Regions from separate parts of the Mus musculus genome. Here region 1 is linked to region 2. Evidence: chromatin loops called from intact Hi-C (ENCODE). Cell type or tissue: heart. All regions are shown on one strand. Links, peaks and the distances in the headings refer to the core of each region. The heading gives the core; the rest is flanking DNA.

Region 1 (4,394 bases), core at 290-4,289, 73 kb after region 2:
TGCTGCCAATGTGGGTTTCTTCCTCTCTAACTTTGGTCATTACGTGGGTAGTTTACATCATCGAGTCAATGAGCAGATTAAAGTTTTAAGTAAGTCAGAATGGGTTGGGGGGAAAAAAACACATCTTTTTCTTTAACACATCTGATGGCTCTGACTGGAGTTTAGAGCTTATGTAGTATTAGAAATAAAGCCATCATCAGGATTTCAATTTGCATTTTCTGGGTGCCTTCAAATCTCGATTTACCCCCCCCCCCCGCCCCAAGGGCTTGCAATATGTGTATTAATTTTCCTTCAGGGTCCATTTAGCAGCAACAGTCTGCAGGCTCATTTGCATTTTAATTGGGTCATTCTCCATCCCTCCTCCCCCCACCTTGGAGCTTCTCTGTGCTGCTGAGAACTGGAGACAGATGTTGTCGCTGCATCTGGGTGACTGGAATGTCAATGTCCATTCAGTGGCTACCTACCAAACCACGTGACCCCTGAATTAAAAAGCTGAGGGAATTCCCAGTTCAAGTGTCATATGTCCAAACAGCCCCACCACAGTAGAAACTGTTTTGTTTTGTTTTGTTTTTAATTAAAATTTATAACAGTAAGACTTTATTGTGTGGTCCTTCCCTCACCCCTTCCTCTTTACACAAGGTTCTTGCTTTGAAAAGGAAAATTCACAAAAAGGGGGCTCATGTCTCAGGGGACAGCTATAAGACTTTGGAAGGACCGACTGAATCGTGAGAGAGGCAGATGGGGGGGGGGGGGGTAGATGCCATTTTCCCAGACAGTGATTTAGCCGCGGTCCCGTTGAAATCAAGGCTGCACCATGACTTGACGACTTCCTATTCACAGAGTTGACACAGAAAGCTGGTGAGGCAAGCCAGAATTCAGGCTAGCGGCCTCAGTGATTCTGACATTACGGTGCTTGTAGGAAGTTAGGGCAGCATGAAATATTTATGATGGGCCTGGTGGGAATTGGCGGACCTGGAGGTTGAGAGCCGTAGAATATAGGGCATGCAGATGGCCTGGAGTGGCAAATACTTACCTCGTTGTCCCTAAGAGTCTGCATTTCATGGAGAATTGCTGTTTTCTTTTAGAAGCTCTGGTAGGGATGTCCACTCTGCAGCCCACGACCACACATCCCCGGGACACATGTACCCAGGATAGGATATGAATGTGGCCCAATACAAAATGGTAAACATGGGCACAGTTCCGCTTCTCTTTTGGTGATTCTTCTTTGTGGGTCTCAGTTGGAACTTTGCAGATGACAAGACTTTGTTGTGGTGTTAAAAGGTTAGACACACTTGATTGGGGGAGCATTATCAAGACCCTTTTCTTTACAAATCAATAAATAAAAGACTGAATTGGTGTTGGGTGTTTGTAGAACTCTGCGGTGATACCTGCGTTCTGGGAAAACATGTCTTGTTTAAATTTACCGATTTTTAATTGGCGTCACTGCCAAGTTACTTATATAAGTGTGCAGATAAGTGCAGGTATCAGAGGTTAGCCCTGATTGCTCAACACCTTCTATCTTGAGGCACAGCCTCTCGCTAAACCTAACCTGCTTGTTCTGGGGATTTCCTTTCTCCACTGTCTGCATGCTCGGGATATAAGCAGGCCACCATACCCACCTGGTTCTTCATATGGGTTCTGGGGCTCCGATCTCTGGTCTTCACGCGTGTACAGTAAGCCCTCCACCCTCTGAGCCTTCTTCCTAGCCCCACAGATAGGTTCTGACTGCTAGATAGGAGCCTGCCAGTGTACAGACGAGTTAGTGGGGACTTGGGCCTTCTCAGAGCTGGCCCCGTCTATTTTGTCTTGAGGGAAAGCAACTTTTCACAGTGCCCCTGTAGACCGTAGCTTTGTTCGTATACTCCTAAACACAGCTGTTGGGTTTTGGTTTGTAGGATAGGCCTTATTATGTCTACCGGGCTTCCAGGCTGGCCTCTGATTTACTACGTAGCTGAGGATGGTTTTGAACTTCAATCATCCTGAAGTGCTGGGTTTTCAGGTGTGCACCGCCACACCCAGTGTATTCAGTGCTGAGGGGTTGAACTCTCGCTGAGTGAACGCTCCACCAACTAAGCTATGCCCCTAGCCCAGCCAGCCCTCTTTTCTTCAAGGAATGTTTGTTGGAGGTTGGTTTACAGGGGCTGTGATGATCAGAACATATGTCGGGGAGCTATGGAAAAACAAATGTGGGGTCTGGGGCCTCATGCATTCCCTTTGATGGTTCCGGAACTCCACAGACTGGATCCCAGTAACTGGAGCTTCTCCTGTGGGAGTTTACGCATCTGTGTGTCCATGTGTATCTGTTTGTCTGTCTTGCCTGCCTATCATTGCTTTTGCCTTGGGAGGTTTTCAGGTGTAGAATCCTGGTTTGTACACTAGAAGGCCTGAATCGTTTGTCCTAGAGCAGCAGGATGCTGTATCGGTCTATATGGGGGCTGTGGAGCAGTACCGTGACTTTAGGTGTTACTCAGAGATAGGCGGCCATGTGCAGCGACTTGCTTCTCTGTGTCGCCTACCATGGTATAATAACACTGTCTTATCAGTCCTGGGAGAACGCCTTTGCGAGTCCTCAGTCAGATGAAGAGGCCCAACTTCTCCTCCCACTGGGTCCTCAATTGCCTTAGAGCCTGAGCTGAGTGTGCACACCTGTTTTTCCTTGTGTTGCCTCATACCCTGGGGGCGCAGGCTGTCCCAGCTCAGCAATCATGGCCATGTGAGCTAGGTGTGGTGGTGTTTGCCTTCTGAGACCTTGGGATGTCTTAAGCCAGCTACGTCTATTTTTAGACTGGGCTTGTTGTGATGAGAAGAGGGTCACTTTTGCAAGACTGTGACCTGAACGCGCTCAGTTGTTTTCCTGAGGGCTCCCTTGGGTATTGGTGGACTAAATATTTCATTCAGCTGGGTGGTGGCGGCAGTGCGTGCCTTTAATGACAGTGCTCTGGAAATGGAGGCAGGTGGATCTCTGTGAGTTCAAGGCTGGAGTAGTCTACCGATCGAGTACCAGGGTAGTCCAGGGTTATAAGGAGATCTCCTTATAGGGGAAAAAAAAAGTTAAAAGTTTGTGTCCAGGGGTTTGAGGAACAGAGGGGCTGCAGGCTTGTTGTGGTCAGCTTATGGGAGTGGGAAATAGATTTGAGCCTCTTATCAGAGTGTCTATCAGAATTCGCAGACGGCTCTGTGTGAATTGGCACCCGTAGCAGATGTGGTCTCATTTGTGTGTTTGTAAACTCCATGGAATTGTGGCAGATATGGGTGCCACGCGCTAGCAAGGGTTCGAAGGCACTGGTGAAGCCTGGTGCCAACACTCGGATGGGGAGGGGGGCACCGCAGCCTCTGTGGAAAGTAGAGGCTACCAGGTGGAGGTGGCAAGGGAAACTGGGGTCCAAACACTAGGTAGCCATAGTCAGGATCTCTTAGGATCCAGGGAAACCCTCAGGGCCGCAGGACTGGAGTAGGTGTGTGTGTGTGTGTGATTGTGCCTGGCGCCAGCCAGGTAGAGCATATTATAAACCCATGGCTGCTAGGAGTTAGGGAAGACAGGAAATAACATCGCTCACACTGGAGAACATACAGAAAGACAAGAGAAATGGCAGAAAGTTTTCTTAAGAGCTTAGAGTAGAGGTGCCCAGGAGGGAGGGGCGGGAGGTCCTTAGAGGAAAGGAAGGAAAGGAAAGGCAGCCTTGAGCAGAATGTGTCACTAATACACTCAGGTGGAAATGCCAGCCTCCCGTGGTTATCTGGGTGAGAAGCAAAGGAAGTCGAGACACAGAGAGAAGCGTCTGATGTCATGGGCGGCATTCTGGATGCTTTAGAATTCTTCCTCCTATATTACAGCTGGCGTGTACAATGACACCCATGCTTCTCTGGTACTTAGAGGTGGTGGATGCGTAAATGCCTACATGTATGTATGCATGCTCACCACGTGTGTGTGCCGGCGCCCTCAGAGGCCCCGGAACTGGCCTTAAAAGTAATTGTGAACTGTCCAGTATTGGGAATCAAACCCAGGTCCTCTACGAGAGCGACAGGTGCTCCTAGCCACTGAGGTACCGTTTCACCCCCAGCTTGTTAAGTAGAAGCAAACTCTGCCAGCTGGGGCTTCTGTTCTTAATTTTACAGCCACTTTATTCTTTACACCTTTTTTTCCTCTTTGCCTTCATCAGTAAAAGAGGAAACAGGACCTGGTTCATTTTTCTCCTGAGAAGGAAGACGCAGCTCTCTTCCAGCCCAGCTATTGATGATGGACTGACCCAGGAGGTGATTAGATGCCTCTCTGTGCAACTCTGGGCGAGTGTTTCATGTCTCTCTTCCGGGGAAATCCCGGGTGATGTGTGATTCTGTTCCGCCCTCGTCAAGTACCCAGTGGCCTGATTAGAGCTGGCAGCCCCTCTGGGAAC
Region 2 (4,394 bases), core at 156-4,155:
AACCCCACCTACCAGTAATCTTTTTACCTGAGCCAGTTTACTGTGGCTGTACATGTCTGCCCACATTTCCTTTCCGTGCCTCCTGCTGTCCGGCAGCACTGTGTCATTTCCTGACTGGTCCCCTCTACCGCCTGATAGTGGAAACTTCTTGTGATACTTTTGAAATGTTTACCTGTCACACTTTCCACACCAGCTCCTTAGTGATGATGTTGCATTTTCTAAGGCCACCAAGGGGATGCTGTCTTTTCCACGGAATTCCATCCTTCTAAGTCCAGTTCGAGTGCCCCCCCCCAGAGATCTTACCTCTCCCCACTCCTGTAGACAACATTGTGTGTTTATTTATTTATTTTATTTATTTGTTTATGTTTTTTTTTTTTGAGACAGGGTTTCTTTTTATAGCCCTGGCTGTCCTGGAACTCACTTTGTAGACCAGGCTGGCCTCGAACTCAGAAATCTGCCTGCCTCTGCCTCCCGAGTGCTGAGATTAAAGGAGTGCACCACCACGCCTGGCTTAACATTGTGTATTTAATCAGGAGGTAGGAGATAGATGGGTTTCTAAAATGTCCTGAGATTTCACCCTTGTGCCATGTCTGGGCCCTCATAGCCCCTGCAACAGAATCTAAGCTTGATGTCATGATTAGGTCATAGTTCATAGCATAGGTGACTTTAAGAAAGTGAAATGGTCAGGGTGGGGTCTCACCGAATCGCATGAACCCTCCCCAAGCAGTTTAGCCAGAAGCAGAAAGCATCGGGATAGTGTTCCCATCTGGCCTGAAGGAACTCAGATACCCAAGCGAATAGTCAGGGATGGGACTTTAATCCTACAAGTGTGAATGACTGGATTCTGGCAGCCACAGGGGGATCTTGGAGGGCCTGAGCTGTAGATGAGATGGTTTGGCAGCCCCAGCCAGCATCCCTTGCCAGCCTTATGCCCTGCTGAGCAGAGCCAGTCTACCCTGTGACTTGATTTCTCCCCTAAGAACCACAGCAAGGGCTGCAGAGATGGCTCCGCAGATGTTCTCTCCCAGAGAATCCAAGTTCAATCCCTACCGCTTACAGGGAGACTCACAACCATCTATAACTCCAGTCCCAGGGATCCAGCGCCCTCTACTGGCCTCTGAGGCTACAAGGCATGTGTGCAAACAAAGCATCCATGTACAGAATAAAAACCATATTGAACACATGAATGATGGGTGTCTCCCCAAAGCCTCTGCATGCGCGGCATTTGTTACACAGTGAGAGAAAAGAGTGACCTGGTCAGTAATAATTCCCTCCTAGTCTCTACTCACTGTTCTCCATGCGGGAATCACACCTTCCTCGTGATTGCATCTCCCTGAGAATGAGATCTGTTCTGGTGGGGTTTCTGTAGCTGCTGTAAGGGCTGCCCCCCCCCCGGGGGGGGGGTAGAGAAGGTGGATAATGCTGACAGCTCAGCATCAGCATATGAAGCTCTGGTTTAGACCTTGGCTCAACCTTGCTAAGCTTTGGATCACACTTTCAAATGGAAATAAGCCTGGGGTGGGGGGGAACCGCTAAACATGTAGACATTGTTGCCAGTAGGTCCTTGTGAAGATAAGGCCGATACAGGACGGACCCTATGGGAGGCTGAGGGGATTAGATGAAGTGATGTTTAGGAGTTCATGAACAGTGGTGCATGGTACCCTCTAGAAACAGTGGCTCATGCATAGTAGAAAAACATTCTTTGAAGCACTAGTCCCCTTCTTGCGTGAAGTGCTGGGTATTCTAACTTGTTTTGTACCTCGGGGTTCTGGCCCTTTCTCCTTCCACCTCCAAATCCCCATCCCAACCTCTACCTATCGGCCATTCCACATGTGATCGATAACCTCAATCCTGATCCTGCCTGGAGGCTTGATTGACAGCTGGATTGGTCTCCTGGGAGTTTAAGTTGAGCGGATAAGGCCAGGCTGCTCAGCGGTGTAAACAGACTGAAAGGTCTCATGGAATCAGGTCCCAGAAGCCGCTGGAGCAAAGCACACAGTTGTCACAGGAGAGAGAAAGCCAGCTCATTCAGAGGGACACAGCTTAGGCATGCAGCCTGGGACGGTTCCCAGGAGGACAGGGGAGGCACCACCAGTTCCCACCATGCCCAGCTGCAGTGTTCCTTGATATTTCCTCGTCCTCGTAAAGGATGTTTTGCCAACAGATTAACCCCGGTCAGAGGTCCACTGTGGAGACAGACAGAGCTGGTTCTCATCCACCGAGGGACGCCATGCCCAAGTACTGACTCCACATAAACACAAAAGAAAATTAAATTGCCTTTTCTTTGGACTTTTTCCAGAATCTGTCAGGACAGTTAAATTCCCAGTGGCCTCTGGAGGGCACTGTTTAATTAAGTTTATTTTGTGATGGCACGCAGGGCAAGAAATGTGGTAAGAAATGTGCTGTAAGGTGCTGCCTACCATTTGGTGAGACCCTACAATAGCACCTAGTGCTAGCCAGGTGAAGAGGCGGTTCTGTGGCTGTTACACATTAAACAATGGCAGTCTTAGTCGTCTCTTGGCTGTCTGGCATGTGTAGATTGCTTTTTAGAAAAGGTTGTTCTTGTTTCTTCTGGTGTGTTTTAACAGGTGCTGAACAAAACGAAAGCTTTTTCTTTCTTTTAGTTTCAATGAATGGAGAGACCCGGGGTTACAGCTTGTGAAAGGAAGCGGTTCAAATTCAGTTGGCCTTCAGTTACTCGGCGAAGGGAGACATAATTCTTATGATTTGGGGACATGTATTCCTTTTTAATTAGAAAGACAGAAAATAATGGAGCATGGGTGTAAACAGAAAGGAGAGGTGTTGAAAAAGTGTCTGGTTCATATGGGATAATTACCTGAACACACACATACACACACACACACACACACACACATACACACACACACACACACACACACACACACACCCCACAGCTTAGAAGGTGAGGTGACTCCTGCCTCATACATTCAGTTCTTCAGGCTATTGTGTTGGTTTCCAATTGGGCCAGAGCAAAGGGGGAAAGAGCTTTTTCTATCTGTTCACTGCCACCACGGTGGGAAGGCAGGAGTGAGGGTCCCTGGCAGTCTTAAGTGACAGTTCTTCACTAAGCCTGAAATAACCAGCTCTCTCTTTCCCTCCCTCCATTCCTCTTCCTCTCAGACTCTCTCTCCTCTCTCTCTCTCTCTCTCTCTCTCTCTCTCTCTCTCTTTCTTTCTTTCTTTCATAATATATTTGAGTAAAAAACCCTGCTTGCAGTTTGATGCAAGGTTTGCTGGCCAGCAAGCCTCTGGATCCTCCTGTGTCTGCCTGCCCATCACTACTAGGATTCGAGACGCATGCTGCCACATCCAGCTTTTTACATAGATTCTGGGGACCGAACTCAGGTCCCCATGCTTGTGTGGTAAGCAATCCACTGATTGCATTGTCTCCCTCACCCCTAGGCAGTCTCTGACTCTCTATGGTCTTTTTTTTTTTTTTTTTTTTTTTGGGTGCAGCGAACTTTATTGATGGTATTCAAGAGAGTAGGGAGGGCTCCCTAGGCCCCTCCTGTTATTATGGGGGTCTGGGATGGAAATTGTGAGGGAGATGCTCAGTGTTGGGGGCCGAGTTGGGATAGGGCCTCTCTCTTGCTCAGTGTCCTTGCTGGGGTGGGTGGTCCAGGGTTTCTTACTCCTTGGAGGCCATGTAGGCCATGAGGTCCACCACCCTGTTGCTGTAGCCGTATTCATTGTCATACCAGGAAATGAGCTTGACAAAGTTGTCATTGAGAGCAATGCCAGCCCCGGCATCGAAGGTGGAAGAGTGGGAGTTGCTGTTGAAGTCGCAGGAGACAACCTGGTCCTCAGTGTAGCCCAAGATGCCCTTCAGTGGGCCCTCAGATGCCTGCTTCACCACCTTCTTGATGTCATCATACTTGGCAGGTTTCTCCAGGCGGCACGTCAGATCCACGACGGACACATTGGGGGTAGGAACACGGAAGGCCATGCCAGTGAGCTTCCCGTTCAGCTCTGGGATGACCTTGCCCACAGCCTTGGCAGCACCAGTGGATGCAGGGATGATGTTCTGGGCAGCCCCACGGCCATCACACCACAGCTTTCCAGAGGGGCCATCCACAGTCTTCTGGGTGGCAGTGATGGCATGGACTGTGGTCATGAGCCCTTCCACAATGCCAAAGTTGTCATGGATGACCTTGGCCAGGGGGGCTAAGCAGTTGGTGGTGCAGGATGCATTGCTGACAATCTTGAGTGAGTTGTCATATTTCTCGTGGTTCACACCCATCACAAACATGGGGGCATCGGCAGAAGGGGCGGAGATGATGACCCTTTTGGCTCCACCCTTCAAGTGGGCCCCGGCCTTCTCCATGGTGGTGAAGACACCAGTAGACTCCACGACATACTCAGCACCGGCCTCAC

What was found. A loop is a pair of places that touch in the nucleus more often than their neighbours do. Peaks named below come from ENCODE experiments on the same cell type or tissue, not always from the same donor. Only the 100,000 strongest peaks of a DNase experiment are listed, where the experiment ranks them.
Region 1: it touches region 2 in a loop (2.3-fold over the local background); 1 of 42 quality-filtered maps calls a loop at or near these places.

Annotation. Positions count from the first base shown.
Region 1 is chr15:12,502,307-12,506,700 of GRCm38, reverse strand. The region is part of intron 3 of Pdzd2 (PDZ domain containing 2); the gene reads left to right. Among named protein-coding and RNA genes, the nearest start is that of Gm52211, 13 kb to the right of the region's middle. In heart, for the core only: no CTCF peak of the experiment used is centred there; a DNase peak (open chromatin) is centred at 2,710; H3K27ac peaks cover 333 bases.
Region 2 is chr15:12,575,145-12,579,538 of GRCm38, reverse strand. The region is part of intron 3 of Pdzd2 (PDZ domain containing 2); the gene reads left to right. It also overlaps the pseudogene Gm2606. Among named protein-coding and RNA genes, the nearest start is that of Gm41273, 74 kb to the left of the region's middle. In heart, for the core only: CTCF peaks have their summits at 1,109 (motif pointing left) and 2,321 (motif pointing right); a DNase peak (open chromatin) is centred at 2,048; H3K4me3 peaks cover 330 bases; H3K27ac peaks cover 579 bases.